3 separate regions of the Homo sapiens genome follow, and all the other regions are linked to region 1. A link is an interaction called in ENCODE POLR2A ChIA-PET data of the cell type or tissue named here. Cell type or tissue: HepG2. All regions are shown on one strand. Links, peaks and the distances in the headings refer to the core of each region. The heading gives the core; the rest is flanking DNA.

Region 1 (6,270 bases), core at 441-5,440:
GCGCATGCCTGTAATCCCAGCTACTCGGGAGGCTGAGGCAGGAGAATCACTTGAACCCGGGAGGCAGAGGTTGCAGTGAGCCGAGATCATGCCATTATTGCACTCCAGCCTGGCGACAGCTAGAGACTCTGTCTCAAGAAAAGAAAAAAAAAGAAAGAAAGAAAGGAGTAAATGGTGCCAGCAAGATAGCTACATAGAATGGAAAGAGCAGGGAGGGCCGTGTGGACACTTAGCTCCTCTGTCTGCAGGTTGTACAACTTCAATCGTCCGGCAGGCCCGTGAGCACCTTCGGTGTGACAGTCTGTTCAGCACTGGGGCTATAAAGATAAACAAGACAAAGTCCATGTGCTCAAAGAGCTCTCCGTCTGTGATCCCAGAGAGACATCTGGACAGAGACGTCAAAATACAAAACAATAAATTCTGGACAGAGCAGTGTTTAGCATGAATCGTGATCTGGAGGACAAAGACACAGTCCTTGCTGTCACGGAGCTCACCATTGAGGGATGCCCACAGGCAGCTGAAATACAGCGGAAGTGATAAATCTTTAACAGAGGGTGTTTTACTCGGGGCACCCAGAAAAAAATGAAATTTTAACTGCAGATTCAGGAAGTTATCCATGAAAAGGCGGCAGTTGATTCCAAACTCCAACAATGCGCTGTCAAGGCTCATGGGCTGGCTGAGACCGTCACTTCAGGCAGAGGATGTAGCGTTCTGAGGGGAAGAAAAAGTTTTAAAAAGAAACTTCCAGAGACACTGTCTTGATGCAAGGAGTAAACATAAAGTACAAATCTGGAACACAGCGTCAGACTTATTAGGAAAGTTACTCGGATCAGGGCCTCTGAAATCACCCAGACCCGAGCTCCGTAACTGCTCTGGTATAGAGCTGGGCTCTGTGCTATGGAGACAGTACTGACATTTCATCTTCCCGAGGCACGTCCCCTGGCTCCGTGATGTGGCCGTACAACAAGCCTGCCCTTTGTTACGGTGTGTGCACACATGTAAGTGCTCTCGACAAATCTGTGTTCCTGCCTCTCCTCCAGTGCTTCTCAGGCAACGACGTTACCCTTGGCCTCAAGGAAAAAAAACAGACACCGTTGGTTGGAGATTACTGAGTAAACCTACAACGTCCTCATGCTTAAGGCCCCGTCTGTGATTCCACCATGAAGGTCACATATCCTCTCTCCTAAAAAGACCTCATGTCTCCATTTAAGTATTTGTTTGGGAAAATGCTGTATTGTATTGAAATTATTGTATAAAGATAGGGCCTTGGTACAAAATCTAGGAATGTGAGGTTTAAACACAGTTGGATAAATTTTTAAAAATCACATTGCAAATTTTAATTAAGGCGAGGGAGCTTAATTTAAACAAATAAATGATTAGTGTTGACTACCAGAGTATAAACAAGACTGTAGTTTTAAAATGTAATCAGCGTTCTCCCCATTTTCAGACATTATCCTGGTCTGAATTCCTCACCCTGTCCTCTCTTTGCAACACGAGGCACAGTGAGCTGTGGTCTGGACTGTTTTTGCAGCCCCTCTTTGGCGACAACAGGGTAGAACCCACAGCCATCAAATCAGCCTCTAGGTTGGCCCAAAACATCACAGTGGCCTGGACATGATGGAGTATTTCCAGGCACATAGAAACTTGGCCTTTATTCTTCCGGGTTGTAAATCTGGCACCTCTCAGGATCAGTAAATAAGCTTTTTTAAAAGCCCAAACAAACCATAAGGAAATCCTGCATTCTGAAACAAAAGGTATGAAAGCTAAGTCAAGACCCACACTGCCATTGTGTCACTTGCCAGGATGTGAGCTGCTGCCTTGGGAGAAAGATAACATGAAAGAGGCTATAATTGCAGGGCTGAGACTCCAGGTCCCATGAAAACAGGATAAAAAATAGCAAGCAAGAAGTGTTCCCTGAGCTTTCAGCTGGGCTAGGGTGGGGAAAAAAATCAAAAGAGCAACACTCTCCTGAAGTTGTTCAAGAAATGGAGACACAGGGGGAGGAGAATGAGAAAGAACACCAAGGCCAAGTTAACGTGTTTAGGAAAAATATGGGGGCAGGAGAGAAAAAAAAAAAAGGCGGAATGATTTAATGCCAGCCAAAGTAACTAAGGGGAAGAAGGTGTGTTTTTATAAACATGTTTGCTTTTGTGTGTGTGTGTGTGTGTGTGTGTGTGTGTGTGTGTGCCGGGGGAAAAGTGTGGAAAAAGAGAAACTAGGTCCATTAATGAAGGAGTAGGGTGTTGCAAGGGAAATGACTAAATTAGCTGAGCTTTTAAACTGCTTTTAAAAAATTAGCTTAAATGAGAAAAATAAAGATAAGAGGTAAGAATGATTGGGAGGATGCAGTCAATAAACTATTGATAAGGAAGGGTTAAAGGAGTATTTAGAGAAATTGAAGATATGCAAATGAGAGGTCAAAATAACAGTAGCCCAGTGTAGTTAGTGGAACTAGCTGAAGAATTTGGAACACCACGGCGGGACTTCATAACCACTCAGTCTACAGGGAGTACTAAGAACACATTCTAACATTGTACAGCACCTTATACTAACATTGTGCATGATAAATGCATTCATTGTTCTCACATTCTTACATTCATCTGAGTCTGGTCTTTACCTCCACTATCAGCAGCAATGTGATAGGACTGACCAAAGCGAAAGATGTTTAAAACTCTTTTTGGTATGAAACAGAAGCAAAATCACTTCTCTCGGTAATAAAGAAGGACATTGAGGCATTGAGTAGTCAAAGGAATTGCTGAAGATGAAACACCAAGTCAGTGACTAAGTTCTGACCCATTTTTAAGAATTCAGACATATTCCCCCAAAAAGAAAGAATGTATTTAACGCAGGTTTTCAGATAGGGAGTCCCACTAGCGCTAGGAACCATTTCAGAGGTAGACCTTGCCTGCATTCCTAACGTGACTATTGCTGTAGTTAATTTTCCCCATTTGCCTACTCCAAGTTACACTTAGCCAATGGCACAGCTTAAAATCGGAACACCAAACCACTCTTTCAACCCTTACCCCGAGCAAATGTCAGAAGGCCTCCAGCTATTCTTTGTGAATTGCAAAATGAACCAGTGTCTGCCCCTTTACCCTTCCAGAGCCGTGGAGTCTAGGTCTATGCCCAAGAGAGATGCATGAAATGTTTTACTGGTTTCTGCAAATAAGCCAGACCAAGGGAGAAACAGACCTTCAGCAAGTAGTAACCAAATGCAAGTTTTGAGAATGTGGAGGGAGAGGAGGTAAGGTTAATGAACACCCCTATACATCTTTTCAGTGTCTCTTGCTGAATTACCCAGCCCTGAGCTAACACCTTGCTGAATCACCCAGTCCTGATGCAGGTTTATGCTGTGTCCTGAATTGGTCTCTGGTGTCCCTTTCAGCTTCTGCCCCTGCAAACTGGGCAGTGCATCCAAGGTCTCCTGCTAACATCTGTCACTCATCGGAGCCACCTGATCTGAAGCGTTGTCAGGGTCAGTATTTTTGTTCTGCCTGCTGTTTTGCTAATGGATCAATGGCAGTCAGTAAAGAACAAACCGTGCCAGAAAAGAATGTCCTCTTCTTCTCAGCTGACTCAGCTCGGGACAGGAAGACAGGGGGCATCTGGCATTTGGGGAAGCCCTTGATTGTCCCTTAGGAAATAACTGAAAATGGATTTGTGTTGGCCTGGTTCTAAGAAGGTCACCCAGGTTGAATTTGAAAAGCAGAGGCACTGTGTCCACAAAAGAAAGTGATAAGCAGCAAGCCATTTCTCAAAGCTAATGCCCGAGTGTGTACCACCGGGATCCATTTTATATCTCTCTACAGATTGGTGTGTTTTTCATGACAACCATCCCCATAGCAACCAGGTGTCCAGGCACTAAATTGATCTCAAGGATATGAAATCTCAGCCTGGTGAGGGAAGCCCACTCTGACTGCAGTTTCCTTGGAGTCGTTTCACATCGAGGGCTGGTGTGCAGGTCATGGGGAATGGGGCTTCTTCCTGAGGGCTCAGCTGGACACAAGGGACAGCCCTGGTGAGAGGGGAGCCTTTCCTTTTTCATGTTTACTAATAATCCAGAAGAAAGGGTAAGAAACTGGTAAATCAAATTCAAATGAAACTAAATGGGAAGATGTTGCAAACGCCAGTTGGATGGAGGAAATTATGTGGACAGCCACGGAAGAAATGACCACGTAAGACCTGCCCTGGAAAGGCCACAGTTGGAACCTCTGGGAGCCAATATTCCAAAGCAAGAAGCTAGAAGAGATTTACCAAGCAGAATTATTTGAGGAGATTGGGGCGAGGGAGAGATGATAATTAAGCTGAAAAAAAGGGACATTACAGGGTGCGCAGAGCTGAGGGCCGTGCAGGGAAGGGGCAGAGCAGTTCTAGCTGGACGAAAGCTTAGGTCTTGGTCAGGGAAATGAGGTGCTCCCATGGATTGTCCAGGTGAGCCCAGAGAGCGCACCCAGGGAAGAATGTTGAGGGCATGGGGGGTCATAGGAAGGAGTGAGGGAGAGCCCACACAACAGTATCCTCTTAAGGCAGCTCATGCTCGCCCAGAGGCAGCTACCTGCCATCAGGCTGTCCCTAAGGTCAGCCTTGCTAATGCTGAGCCCCTGCCTTCCACAGTTACCCTGTCCTGGGGCTTTGGTGATGGTCCTCCTCACCTCAACAGTGATGGACAAGGGCTCCTTTTGCTTTGAAGTGATGCCCACGTGCTTACTGCACAAGGAGGGCAGGGAAGAGCCAGGAAGGGAGGAACCGCCACGCCAGCGGGGACAACGTGACGACACGGAACAAAGGGACATGCCGTTGGAATCCTAGGAAGAAGTTTCTTAAGTGACATCTAAATAGGCTGCAAATGGCCTTTTCGAGGGAACTCCCATCCCTGTGATAATCTAAACCAGAATCGGATGAGATGGGGTGGACCGCATCTCGGGAGGAGCACATGGGTGTGAGGGAGGAGGGACGTGGCAACCTCATGCTCCCTTCTCTCTGTAATCACTCTGTCAACCCACGATTCTGGGAGGGGAGTATGAAATGTGTGGTTTGTCTATTGCATGAAGATATTTGGATCCCCCAAATCTAGGTGTGTCTGGAAGAAAGCTGCCCTCTCCCAGAGGAAAGCTGGGGGTTAAATCCATAACTGTCAGTGTGTCTGGCAACAAAATAAAAGGAAACCACATTCTCCATGAATGAAGGGAGAAGCAGGAAGGAGGTAGTTTTTTCTTTTTTAAAAACATGAATAAGATCCTCCAATATGTTTGAGATTATTGAGCAAATTCTTTGAAAAGGGCCCTGGGTCACTAACCAACAGATTGTGGATGTAGAAACCACATTCTTCCAACTTCCCTTCCCATCCTGACCCCAGAGATAGCAGGTTGGGTATGCTGGGGGTCTTTGTTTAGTTAACCATTAACAATTCATAAAAGTGCAGATCCCTGCACGATAAGTCCAGTCCTTGGAATGTTATTAGAAAATCCTATTTCTAGTCTGTTATGAAACAGAGGTTTTGATGTGCTGCCAGGTTTATGGGGAACTCTGGAAACAACACTTGCTTCTCTGAGAAGCTGAGGCTGGGTGGGTGTTACATAAAGCTTTCCTAGCAACTTAGCTTTATCACAGAATGGGAGGCTGCAGTGGAAAATATCAGACGAGTTAATGCAAAACCTGAGCCAACCCACTATCCCCATTTGCTCTAAGGCCAGCCAGCAAATCTGTGGGAGTGATTTTAACCCACGGGGGAGCGGCAGGCCTAGGGCTCCGGTTGACTGCAGATTCAGCCCAAGAATGCTCGGGCAGCTCAGAGCTGAAAGGCACCTTCAGACAGACCTCACGGAAGGCAAAACAGCTCTTCTTGACTCTGAACCAATTGCTGATTGAAATTCACACAAACACACCTTCCTTTTCCTTCTTTGGGTCATTCCCAGTTTCTCCGGGCACTGCAGGAACAAAGGGGAGTAAGGTCACTTCGTCGAATCCCTGCCAAGGGAAATGCGTCTAATGCATGACGGTGTCTCTGAAGTCAATGGATAAGAATCTCATTTCTAAACTCTTGGATCCAAAAGTATGCCTCTTAGGATGGAATCCTTCTGTGGTGTTGGTTGACAGCTTTTTGGGTTTTCTGAAAAGCATGTGTCCAGTCCATTGTTTTTAATCTCCCAGGGCTGGCGTGGGGGTGGAAGGAGCTGGAGGAAGAAACCATGCAAAAATCCATTTGGAAGCTGCAAATCAAAGCTAATAGCCTCTCCTGATCTGCTCACACACGGTGCCCAACCGGTGTTG
Region 2 (6,270 bases), core at 791-5,790, 76 kb before region 1:
AAAGGTCCTCCACACATTCCAGGTCTATACCATCAAAGTGGCTATTTTTCTCAACCTATCCCTGCCCTTTAAGAAAATGGGGGTCATTTATTTCCAGGGATCACTATTTACACCCCATTGGCAGGTAGTGGAGCCCAGTGGTTAATAAACAACCTTGTTTTAAATCCCATCTCTGTTGTTTGCAAGCTGTGTGTCTTTCAGAAACTTTACTTAAATTTCTTGAGCATCAGTTTCCTCACAAGGGTGTGGTCAAGTGATAATCAAGTATTTGTACTTTAACCCTGTACCTGGCTGATAGCAAGCCCTCAGAAAAGAATTAACTTAGAGTTTTTATACATTCCCTCCAGTACAATGTTCCTAACATACAAGGGGCATATGTGTGTATTATGAGTGGGAAGAAGGAAGGAAGGATGCAATTGATAAGGCTTGCATTCAACATTGCTGTAGTCAAACCCTCTTTCCTTAGGAAGATCTGGATGTGCCAACATTTCTTATATATCATATGTGGAGGTGACTTAGGTTTTTCTTTCAGTACTTCATCATTTGAAAGAGCATTTGGTGATAATGAGCAGGTTCTGAAGTCTGTGAACTAAACTAAAAGTAAAAATAAATGGGACGGTGAAATTTTGTTTGTGCCTTAAGGGAACTCCCTTTTACCCTCCCACTATGTTGATGATGTCATGTTTGTTCTAACATATCATCTAACAATTCCCTCCATTCATTTTTTTTCTCCTTATTTCTTTTCCTTTCAAGTAACAGTATCTTCAACAATCGTTCGGCTGTTCAGGAACTTAAAAATCATGAGACGATTCTTAAAGGATAGGAACTAACATTGATCACACAGTGTGTAATCCCACATCTATATACTGGCAAATGATGGCACAAACACCATAAAATCTCAGCTTGCTTTGTAGCCATTCTGGATTGCTGAGTTCTAGGCAAGTAAGAGCTGGTCCTTCAAAGCACCAAAAGAAAGAAAGGAAGGAAGGAAAGAAGGGAGGTGGGCAGAGAGGGAGGGAAGAAGGAAGGAGAGGGAGGGAGGGAGAGAGAGAGAAAGAAAAAGAAAGAAAGAAAGAAAGAAAGAAAAAAGAAAGAAAGAAAGAAAGAAAGAAGAAAAAGAAAGAGAGAAAGAAAGAAAAAGAAAGAAAGAGAAAAAAGAAAGGGGGAGAGAGAAGGAGGGAGGGAGGGAGAAAGGAAGGAAGGAAGGGAAGGAAAGAAAGAAAGAGAAAGAAAGAGAGGGAGAGTGAGGGAGGAAGGAAGGAAGGAAGGGAGGGAGGGAGGAAAAGAAAGAAAGAAAAGAGAAAGAAAGAAAGAAAGAAAGAAAGAAAGAAAGAAAGAAAGAAAGAAAGAAAAAGAAAAAAGGAATGGAGGGAGGAAGGGAATAAAGAAGGAACAAAAGAGAAGATTTTGGCAGAACACTTTCTAAAATGTAACTCAACCGCCCCTGCTTTCTTAAAGAGTGGAGGAACTTTATTTAACTTCTTATTTTTTTCTTTTCTTGGTTGTAACATTATCACAAAAAGAACTGATTTCACTGCTATCGGATAAAAAATAATAGGTTTAGGCCATGGTTGGGGGGAGAGAGAGAGAGAAGTGAGAGAGAAAGACACACACACACACACACACACACAGAGAGAGAGAGAGAGAGAGAGAAAGAGAGAGGGAGAGAAATATTTGCCTGCACACCTGAGAGGTCCCAAATTACTGTGCCTTTTGGAATTCTTGTGCCTGTCTGTTTTTTACATTTTTTTTCTGTTGCTCTCTTCTTTGGGCCATCAGCAGTTACCTCTTGTTAGTGTGCAAGACTATGCAAAGCCTTCTCCCTAATGCTGATTTTCTATTTCTAAATTGCTGTGGGCATAGAGAAACTCACACTGGTTAAGGATATGTGTGCAATAAACATAAATGCTTTTCAAGTCAGGAACTGAGGGCTGGTTCTTCTCTGAGAAAAGCATAAGAAAAGCGTCTCTCAAGTGTTGTTTTATTTTTTAAAAAATTCATTGTTTCTAAGCTATTTTCTAGATATGTGAGGCTAGCAATGGCTCAGTTCTATGTAAATAAAAATATATATTAAGTATTGTCAACCTACCCGCCCCACCCCTGGCAGAGATTGCTTACTCAAATGCTTACATTCGGATGATATATATCTTTCTTGCCCTGAAGTTTTGAAAATTTTAATAGCTCCATGGATTGAAATGACATGAGAGAAAAATATTTCAAGTCTCTTTTAGAATTTTTATGCTCATAAAAATGTTCCCAGTGTATCAAAGGCAAGTTTGATCTCAGAGAAGTCATATCCTCCAAAATCTATCTCAGGTGCTATCTCCCTATTGATGACACTTTCCTCTTTTCCCAATTGGTTTATAAAACTCATTTTCCAAGTGGGCAAAGGACATGAATAGACACATCTCAAAAGAATACATGCAAGTGGCCAACAAACATATGAGAAAATACTCAATATCACTAATCATCAGAGAAATGCAAATTAAAACCACAATGAGATACCATCTCACACCAGTGAGAATGGCTATTAAAAAGTCAATAGGCTGGGGGTGGTGCCTCAAGCCTGTAATCCCAGCACTTTGGGAGGCCGAGGTGGGCGGATCACGAGATCAGGAGTTCAAGACCAGCCTGACCAATATGGTGAAACCCCGTCTCTACTAAAAATACAAAAATTAGCCAGGCCTGGTGGCGTGTGCCTGTAGTCCCAACCACTCGGGAGGCCGAGGCAGAAGAATCACTTGAACCTGGGAGGTGGAGGTTGCAGTGAGCTGAGATCACACCACTGCACTGCAGCCTGGGAGACAGAGCAAGACTACGTCTCAAAAAAAAAAAAAATCAATAAATTACAGCTGCTGGCAAGGATGTGGAGAAAAAGGAATGCTTATACACTGTTATTGGGAATGTAAATTAGTTCATCCCCTATGGAAAACAGTATGGAGATTTCTCAAATAACTAAAAATAGAACTACCATTTGACCCAGCAACCCCACTACTGGGTAACTACCCAAAGGAACAGAAATCGTTATGTCAAAAAGACACCTGCACTCAGATGTTTATAGTTGCACTAGTCACAATAGCAAAGAGGATGGAATCAACCTAAGTGCCCATTCCTGGTGGGCTGGATAAAGAAAATGTGGTACCATGGAATATTATGCAGCCCTAAAAAAGAATAAAATCATGTCCTTTGCAACAATATGGATGCAGCTGGATGCCATTATCCTAAGTGAATTAACATAGAAACAGAAAACCAAATGTCATGTTCTCACTTATAAATGAGAGCTAGACAATAGGCATACGTGGACATAAAGACAGAAACAGTAGACACTGGGGATTCCAGAAGGGGAGACAAAGGGAGTGGGGTAAGGGCTGAAAAACTACCTATTGGGTACTATGTTCACTATTGGGGTGATGGATTCAATAGCAGCCCAAACCCCAGCATTATGCAATATACCCTTCTAACACACCTGCACAAGTATACCCTGAGTCTAAAATTTTTTTAAGTTAATTTTTAAAAAACTCATTTTCCATGACTGGTCATTTCTGTTTAAGATTCTATTGGTCAAAACTGCTATCTAGGCAGTTGCCAGTCCTTCAGGATTTCCAAGCAGAAACCATAATGAGTATTAAAAATCAGTGGGCTGGGAGCTCTAAGTCCCCAAACACATTCACAGTCAACCATGTGATGTTCCCCATTGACAACCCACAAGCAGAGGCAAGCTGCGGGGTGCCGCCCGACCAGAGCAGATTGCAGCCAGGCTGGCCTTCCTGAAAGACACACACACTGGTCCCTGGACCCTGGGACGCCCCCGCTCCCCCGACTGTTTATGTTTGCTGTCACACACTGAACAATCACGCGGTACACTTCACAGTCAGCAAGTTTATCTTGAGTTAAAGTTTGACCAGTAGAAACCAAGTTGTGTTTACCCCCGTCCTACAGCAAGTCATGTGCAAATAGCACCTGTGAACATTTTTCAGCACACATTCTGTACCCTCTCCATGGTTCTCATGGCAATGAATGTTGCGGGGAAAGCCAGTAAGCGTGAAAGCTTTGGCAAATGTTAAAATCCTCTCCGGAAATGGTTCACAATCACTGACATCAGGGTGCATGGGTCATGACCATCTTCGTCGTTAGAGCACATTCCCTCTTCCCCAAAATGCAAACTCAACCCAATAACCCTTCTACTAAACAGACTAGAAACTCTGAATGCTGTGACATATTTTCTCACTGTAATAAGAATACACTTACATGTTTTTTTAATTGTTAGAATTTAAAAGGATTTTATAGACTGGATTTCACAATACTTTCCAACTGTTGTATTTCATATTTATGCATTGGTCACAATGTGTTAAGCACTATTCTAAGTGCTTTCAAATATTATTAATTCATTTATTCCTCCTAACAACTTTGTGAGATAAGTACTATTATTACCCCATTTTACAGATCTGCAAACTGAGGCACAAAGAGATTCAGTAATTTGTCCAAGGTTACATGCATTGCTAGAGAGTGGTAGAGCCAGTGAGTTGAACCCAGGCCCAGACAAAAGCAAGTATATACCCATTTTCCATGCTGCCTTACTACATAAATGTAAGTATTGGTAATACTGTCTCTTTTTTTCCAAATAAATTGAAGAGAAGCTGATTTTTTAAATATTTACTATATTAGTTTGCTAGGGCTACTATAACAGAGTACCCTAGACTCAGTGGCTTAAACAATAGAAACTTATTTTCTCACAATTCTGGCGGCTAGATGTCTGAGATCAAGGTGCCATCAGGCTTGGTTTCTCTTGAGGCCTTTCTCTTTGCCTTATAGATAGCCACCTTCACCAGTTCACCTTACACGGATTTCACCCTGAGTGCATCTGTATCCTAATTTCCTCTCCTTAAAAAACACCAGTCGTATAGGATTAGGGCTCACAGCAATGACCTCATTTGAACTTAATTACCTCTTTAAGACCCCGTCTCCAAATAGAGTCCCATTCTGAGGTTAGTGGGGTTAGGGGTTCAACATATGAATTTTGGGGGACACAATTCACTATAACATCTACTACATGGTCATAATGTGCTAGCTACTATATGAAATGTCAAAATGTTGAGCTCCAAGTTCTTTAAGAAGGCACAGTATTCATAGTGGACATTTATTTGAATGACAAAGTTGACACGGCTCTTGTTTCTTTCTAGAAGGTTGACTTGACCATGCTCTCCAATTTGAAGTGGGTACTATGACCGAGGCATAGTGCTTGCCATTGTTTTACCTTGACTTCCTCACTTCGTACACCAAGGGTGAGAAACTGTTCATCTCTCTCTATCGTCTGTGTTTCATCTCTCTCTCTCTTTATCATCTGTCTTTCATCCATGTAGCTATTTATGTATCTACTGATCTGTCTGACTATCTATATGTCAATCAGTCATCTCAATGGACCACAAATTAAGGAATGAAGTAGTCATCTTGCTATTATGTGTGTCTTGGGCATGTCTTTAAAAAGACTCCATTTTAGCTTTCTCATTATAAAATGTGTCTCTTAAGCCAACTGTAGAAAGTAAGACTTAGTATAAAGGGAAGGAGCTTTATGGCAGGAAATCTAAGGTAAGCCATCTTTTATGACTAGAAGTAAATCCCTGGGTACAGGGAAAAATCAGAGATGTGGAAATAATAGGCGCGTGTATATGTAAGTATGAGATATTCATCTCACAGCGCCTGTCATGTAGGAGGTGATTTAAAATTATTAAAGGAAGGAAAACAGTATCCTGTCCCAGTTTTTTCCAACAAATGTCATAAACAGATACCTGCAATGATTTAGGTCCCTACAATATAATTTTACTTCTCATATAAAAGCAAATATTATCCTGCCTCTCCTACTTCTAATTCCCCAAGGAGAGCATGTCCTTCTTAACTGTGTTCATCACTTCTGCAATTACTGTGAATGTGGAAGTGCTATTTAAATAAATTTTAGAGCATTATACGAGTGTTACCATGAATGTTTGCCACTCCTTTCCCTTCTTTTGGTTTTGAATCCCAGGAAACTAAAAACAAAATTGGACACTAGTGAAATGAAGTTGCCAGGATAATGCTGAGTAAACTATGGCAATCCTTTGTTAACCCTAGTGTTGTAATAATGAGGTTCAGCATTTGTTTTTTAAAATTTCAAAATCTGTGATCTTTTAGCAGATGTTGGGCTCAGTTCAATATCCTTCACAGTGATGACTTTCCTTTCCTGTAGGTTATGCATGCCAGGATTGAGGAACTGCCTGTGTTCTACCCTTCAATGAA
Region 3 (6,270 bases), core at 358-5,357, 63 kb after region 1:
GGGGGTGCGGGGGCAGAGAGCAGGTGCCTTCGTTGGATTCTCAGTCTGCAATTTGCAGACTGAGACCATGAGCACAGCACCCTTCCTCAGAGAAATGATCATAAGACCTACCCCACTGAATGTGGCAGCTGTAACGGGAGACATTTGTACATTTATTCACCGAATCCTTGAGAACTCACTGTACGTTGAGCCCTGGAAGTGCAAGTGTTTTGAAGTCAGAAGAGCAGCACATTGGCTGGAGGAAAGAGGTGGTCTTATCTTAAGAAGCAGAGCTCTGGCGGGTAGACAGGGGAGAGGCCAGGAGGTCCTGCCATCCTCCGGGAACATGTGCCCAGGCAGCAAGAAGCGCAGGAACTGAGGGCCTCCCACATCACTGGGGCACCAGGTAGCTTCTGCCTACAGGGACCACTGCTTGTTGCGCCTTCAGGTAACTTCTCTGCTGTCAGCCCCTGAGATCCCAGATTGCGCTGGAAGAAATAAAAATATTTCAATAGAAAACATAGGTCATTGACATCTTTTGAGAAGGTTGTTCAGAGAGCCAGCAAACAGAAGATTCCCTGAAGAGCTGTCTTTCGTGGGGGAGATTTGCATCTGCAGAGATGCAATCAGGCCTTCTCCAAGACCTTCCCTTGTCCAGATCTAGGAAAGATTAACCAAGAGTCTGACATGTTTAAAGGTCTAAAAAAGGATTATCCCCGTAATCCCAGCACTTTGGGAGGCCGAGATGAGCAGATCATCTGAGGTCAGGAGATTGAGACCAGCCTGGCCAACATGGTGAAACCCATCTCTACTAAAGATATAAAAATTAGCCAGGCATGGTGACACATGCCTGTAATCTCAGCTACTCAGTAGGCTGAGGCAGGAGAATCACTGGAACCCGGGAGGCGGAGGTTGCAGTGAGCTGAGATGGCACCACTGCACTCCAGACTGGGCGACAGAGCAAGTCTCCATCTTAAAAAAAAAAAAAAAAAAAAAAAAAAAAAAAAAAAAAAAAAAAAAAGAATTATCATCTGTTCTCTTTGAGGGCTGCTATCTGTGGGATTTCCTCTGCATAACAAGATCACCTTTGTTAGCCACGACTCCCTTTCTTCCCCCCAAATAACCTATCTTGCCTCCATAACCTGCTGTTCCACCATAGTCTGGTTTGGGCCATGCTCTGAGCCCCCATTCTCTCTGTAACTGTAGGATGGGATGTAAGCTTCTATACCTCAATGCAGATGGTGGGGTAATCACTCCACGGTTCTCCCCCATGCGCATATTGATCTGTATGCCTTTATTCCAATTAATCTCCTTTTGTGAGTTGATTTTTCAGCAAACCTTCAGAGGAAGAAGGGGGATTTTTTTCTTTGTCCCCTACAGCATTCTGTCCCTCAGAGCACCCCCTGAACCTGCCTCAGTAAGACCAGCATGTGGAAAGGGGAGAAATCTAGTACACAGCCTCATTCAGTGCCTGTCCCTCCAGCCTGAGCCACCAGCCCCGGAGAGGCCCGGGCCACCAGGGGATGCATACCTGAGAGCTGCCTCCGGGGCGGCATCCATGTTTCCTATACCCCTGAGATGGCTCACCAGGGAGCCCATGGCTGAAATCTGAAGACAATCAGGTCTGAAGACTTCCTGCTTTCCCAGAACACCACCAAGAGATGGCCACGTCCTCAGGTTCTGCATCAGACTGAAGGAAGCTCAAGGATGTTGGTGATTCCAGTGCTGGCAGAGATCATGGCTTGCTCCAGGCGTCTCTCCCCACTTCACAGTGGCCAGCGAGACACCTTGCATGTGGCTCACCAGAAGAAGCCACGTTTTCTCTAGAGGCGGCATACACATCTGGAACGCGTCTCCCTCCCAAGGAATTTGTGGTGCCTTCACAGGAGGGTGTGTGGCTGCCAAAGGGCATCAGACTGGACTCTGAAGCACCCTGCTGTCCTCAGGCCAAGACCACTTTCCAGCACAATGAAGCTAGAACTAGGCTCTGAAAATGTCACATCAACCCTTTGCATGAATCGGAAGACTGAGCCCCTCGTCTTCACAACTCACTGGCTCTATGACTTTGGAAGAAGCTCTGAACCTCTTGGTGTCTCCAATTCATCATCCATAAAAGGAGTATCATAACACTGTACTTGCAGGGATCAAAACAGAGTCCCAGGCATGAAAATACTGTGAAGTACAAGAGCTATGAATGTCAATTGCTAATAGTTGTATGTGAACCACCTTGAGGGAAGGAGGAGAGAAGGTGAAGGGTGCTTTCACCTATTTACAATCCTGAATTCCTGGACTCTGGGCTGGTGTTTGTATTTTCCAGCTAGCCCAAGATGACATGTTCACTTATGACCATTTGGTCTCTAAAAATGAACTCCCATCTGGAATCCAAGACCGTGGCTGGCCTGAACTCTGGACCCACATCACACTTCCAAGAAGGAAGCTAGAGTGGCCCCTAGGGAACAGCCTGTGTCAGGACAGTCACTTTAAACACCCCTGCTCTCTACATTTAGAGCCTGGAAAAACTTAGTCGAAACCTAAAATGAACTGAACCTTGGCCCGTGGATGTTTCCAAGTAAATTGAAACCCTCATCCACACCATTAGCCCAGTGCTTCTGCAACCTAGTGATGCTTACCCACTGTGACTCCTCGCGTCAGTATACCCCGGGATGTGTGGAGGCGTTTAAAGGGCTGATGACTTAGAGCTGGTGGTGACATTTTGGAACCTATGGTGCCAGCCACCATTAGGGAAATCCTACACTGATTCATTGGCTCTTCTAGGTAAGGGTTTCAAGAAGCAAGGTCTTCTTGGTAGGAATCTAAGAGAAGAGGCATCCTGGTTGTGTTGGACAGAACATGGTCTTTGCAGCCAGACAAATCTTGATTTAGTACGGACTCCAGAATGTCTGTGTAGACAGGATTTGGGGCAGCAATAATCTCAATGAAAGGGAGATGACAGGGAAGCACATATTGAAGCTACATTTTTGCCTCCTGTAGGCTCTTCCGACTTAGATTGTGTGTTTATTTGGGATAATTGTGGAGAAGGGGGCTGCTACAGATGATGGTTACAACGAAAGCCTCCCAAACCACCCCTTGATAATGACACTGTCTGGATTCAAATCAGCATCTACCACTTACCGTCTATGTGACCTTGGGCGAGTAACTTAGCATCTCCGAGCTACTGTTTTCTTATTTGTAAAATGAGAAGAATAATTCCACTCTGGCAGGGCTTTTGTGGGGGATTACATTGGATAACATATGGGAAAGGGCTTAGCACAATGCAGGCATATAATAGGCTCTCAACATATGGAAGTCTCTTTCCTTCTTTCCATCGCTGGTCCCCAGATGTCTCAGGATCCTAATGAAGTATCCAGATGAGGACTGAGATCTAGAAAGTTCTTTTTTTTTAAGTTAGATATTTGTGGGGGTTTGCTTTTGGATTTTGTTGCCCACCGTTAAGTGTATTTCAAGGGGACACTACATCTGCCCTGCACATTGTAAGTCCAGAATACCATGCAGCTGGCCTACTTGAAAGGGAGCCTTCACAGGCTGAACTACACAGGCAGCACCAGTCCTGAGGATGAAAAAGCCACCATAGCAAATGAATTAGGTCAGCGGCTTTCCTAAAGTCTAGAGGCAGCAGAATCTTCCTACAGTGGGATTTTTTAATGGTTTTTTTCTCCTGGTTTTTGTAGTGTGTGTGTGTGTGTTTCCTTTCTCACTGAACTCCTGGAGGCTGGACAAGACACAGGATGATAGAATAGAAGGAAAAAGAAGGAGACATTATAAGTACATGCCCCAGTACCAAGTTCTTTGCAAGGAATCTCTGGAGACGACTGGTGGAACTCATGGGGTTGGCAGAAAACTACTGACTTTGCATGGCCAACACTCATTGGTTCATTCATGCATTCAGGAAGCATTTGCTGAGGGAGGCTGACAGCTCCCTGGGAGATGTTAATACATGACATAGCCCCAGTCCCTACATTCTAATGAGTTGTTCCAAATAACAAGTGTTGGGACTCAGAAAACAATACCCCAAAAGGAAGGCTTAGCCTCAGAAGCAAAAGTTTTTCTCTGATCTTCTCCTGCCCTCCTATCTCTTGCCCCTCATTCTCCCCGAGGCCAGCCATAGAAACCAGAATCCCTCTTCCCCAAGGCGGATATAAAAACCAGAACCCCTTTTCCCCAAAGCCAGCCATAAAACCTAAAATACAACTCTAGCTTTCCTTCCACCTTTCTGTGTAAAAACTGGCCATAAAGACCTCATCTAACCTATCTTATTTGACTGTAGGTCATAAGACCCCCACTCCAGAAAGGATCCTGTCCCATACCCAGAAGGAAGGAATGCGGCATGGATGCCTGGAAGAATCTAGGCAGACAGGCCTTGCTGCGCTTTCTACTCAGTCTAGTCTAGCATTCCATCAGACCCTTTTTGTCCAGTCATATTTCTATGTGACTATCCATACTGTCTTGAACCTAAGTGTAAAAGTGGACAATTTCCCCTCTATCTTTGGGTCTTCATTCTGAAGGCTCCTGTGTATACACATTAAATAAATGTGTATGCCTTTTTTCCTATTAATCAATCTTCTTCATGTCAGTGATTTTCCAGTGAACCTTTGGGAAGAAATGCTGGCTCAATTAGAAATAGAAATTTGCAAGCCAGGTGCGGTGGCTCACGCCTGGAATCCTAGCACTTTGGGAAGCCAAGGTCAGGATCACCTGAAGTCAGGAGTTTGAGACCAGCCTGGCCAACATGGTGAAACCCTGTCTCTACCAAATATACAAAATTAGCCAGGCTTGGTGTTGCCTGCCTGTAGTCCCCACTACTCAGGAGACTGAGACAGGAGAATCGCTTGAACCCGGGAGGCAGAGGTTGCAGTGAGCCAAGATCACACCACTGCACTCCAGCCTGGGTGACAAGACCAAAACTCCATCAAAAAAAAAAAAAAAGCAAGGAAAGAAAGAAAGAAAAAAGAAGGGAAGGAAGGAAAGAAGGAAGGAAGGAAGGAAGAAAGAAAAGAAAAGAAAAGAAAAGAAAAGAAAAGAAAAGAAAAAAGAAAAGAAAAGAAAGAAAAGAAAAGAAAAGAAAAAAATAAATTTGCAAAAAGATCCGCTATTAGACCTAGGCCAGTGGATCATGAAGCCACACACACCACACTTTGTTTCCTTGCAGGGATCCAGTCCCTCCCCTGAGAATGCAGGCTCCTGACTTCTGGTCTCCCACACCCTCGGTGCTATGCAGTGTCAGCCCAGTATCTGGCTCACAGCAGTCCTAGTGAGCATCTCTTGGGGAGTCCCCTTTACCACCTGTGTATTACAGCTTCCCAAGGATTAGGAGTAAGGGGAAGAAGCCATTTAAACAAAATTGCTTTTGAAGCACAGATGGGTTCACAATACAGAAAAAATGGTGCTTAGCAAGAAATGTTTAGGATTTGGCAGATTCTGAAGTTCATTTCACATTGTTTGATGCTTTAAACCAGCTGCTTCTCCCATTCCCTAAACATCAGCTCCCAAGAGAGCAAGTCAGCCTAGGACTCTCCAGGCAATGATATTTCCTTGGATAATATGCAACCTTTTCTGGAAGGTCTGTTCCATCAGCACTCAGCTCAGCACCCATCCAGAGCATCTCACTTCCCTTCTCACCATGGTTTCCCTAACAATGGATTCCACACGCACATACGGCTATAGAGGGTCAGTTCAACTGAGCGTGTTTCCCAGCAATTGACACAATAGATTCCTCTCTGGGGAGCGAAGGAGTCTACTTACCTGGGATTCCCCTTGTCTCTACTGAGCCACTGGGGGCCATGGTACAAGCAGCCAATCCTAAGGACCCTCCTGCTCTCCTCTTGTTGTCCAGCTTGTTTTCTTAGTATGCGCACTACTTGATTTATGGTGCCTGGAGAACCTCAAGCCAACAAGATGCTTGCTCCTGACTTCTCTGATTCCAGGGTTCCTTACTTCCTAGTCTCCACCCCTGGTTCATAAGCAGCTTGAAGGAAGACACAACCAAGACCCTACCTTTGCAACAGCTGTGAAATGGGATCAGAGAATTCCGGTAAAAGTTTGTCAAGCTAAGTGGGATGTATCCAAGGCTTCGTAAGAAAGGAGGCTGGATCTAGCTCCAGAGCCACTTCTGGAGGCTTGGATAAGAATGGGAAAAGTAAGCCTCCCATTTGCAATTCGCAGACCCATGCTGTGTGGTCTTAAAGCCTCAGGATCAGTTAGGAGGCCCCAGGTCAAAATCCTGGCTGAAACTGTGGGCCCAAACACATAGGCTTTCATTATGGTACAAAAAAA

Evidence for each region. Peaks named below come from ENCODE experiments on the same cell type or tissue, not always from the same donor. Only the 100,000 strongest peaks of a DNase experiment are listed, where the experiment ranks them.
Region 2: POLR2A ChIA-PET joins it to region 1 with 12 read pairs; 17 of 35 experiments call an interaction of 5 or more read pairs at or near these places.
Region 3: POLR2A ChIA-PET joins it to region 1 with 10 read pairs; 21 of 35 experiments call an interaction of 5 or more read pairs at or near these places.

The regions. Positions count from the first base shown.
Region 1 is chr1:234,716,188-234,722,457 of GRCh38, forward strand. It overlaps LOC124904556 (a long non-coding RNA gene), which reads left to right. Exons shown (of 2, transcript XR_007066953.1): 2 at 1-1,392. Among named protein-coding and RNA genes, the nearest start is that of LINC01132, 4.7 kb to the right of the region's middle. In HepG2, for the core only: no CTCF peak of the experiment used is centred there; DNase peaks (open chromatin) are centred at 994, 2,534, 3,064 and 3,434; H3K4me3 peaks cover 2,874 bases.
Region 2 is chr1:234,639,465-234,645,734 of GRCh38, forward strand. No RefSeq gene overlaps it. Among named protein-coding and RNA genes, the nearest start is that of LINC00184, 13 kb to the left of the region's middle. RefSeq lists a silencer at 3,659-3,953 and an enhancer at 3,659-3,953. In HepG2, for the core only: no CTCF peak of the experiment used is centred there; a DNase peak (open chromatin) is centred at 3,907.
Region 3 is chr1:234,779,098-234,785,367 of GRCh38, forward strand. It overlaps LOC124904557 (a long non-coding RNA gene), which reads right to left. Exons shown (of 3, transcript XR_007066954.1): 2 at 1,208-1,317; 3 at 132-467. Among named protein-coding and RNA genes, the nearest start is that of LINC02961, 22 kb to the left of the region's middle. RefSeq lists a silencer at 296-494 and enhancers at 957-1,562, 1,563-2,166, 6,155-6,270. In HepG2, for the core only: a CTCF peak has its summit at 2,414; a DNase peak (open chromatin) is centred at 2,374; H3K27me3 peaks cover 1,120 bases.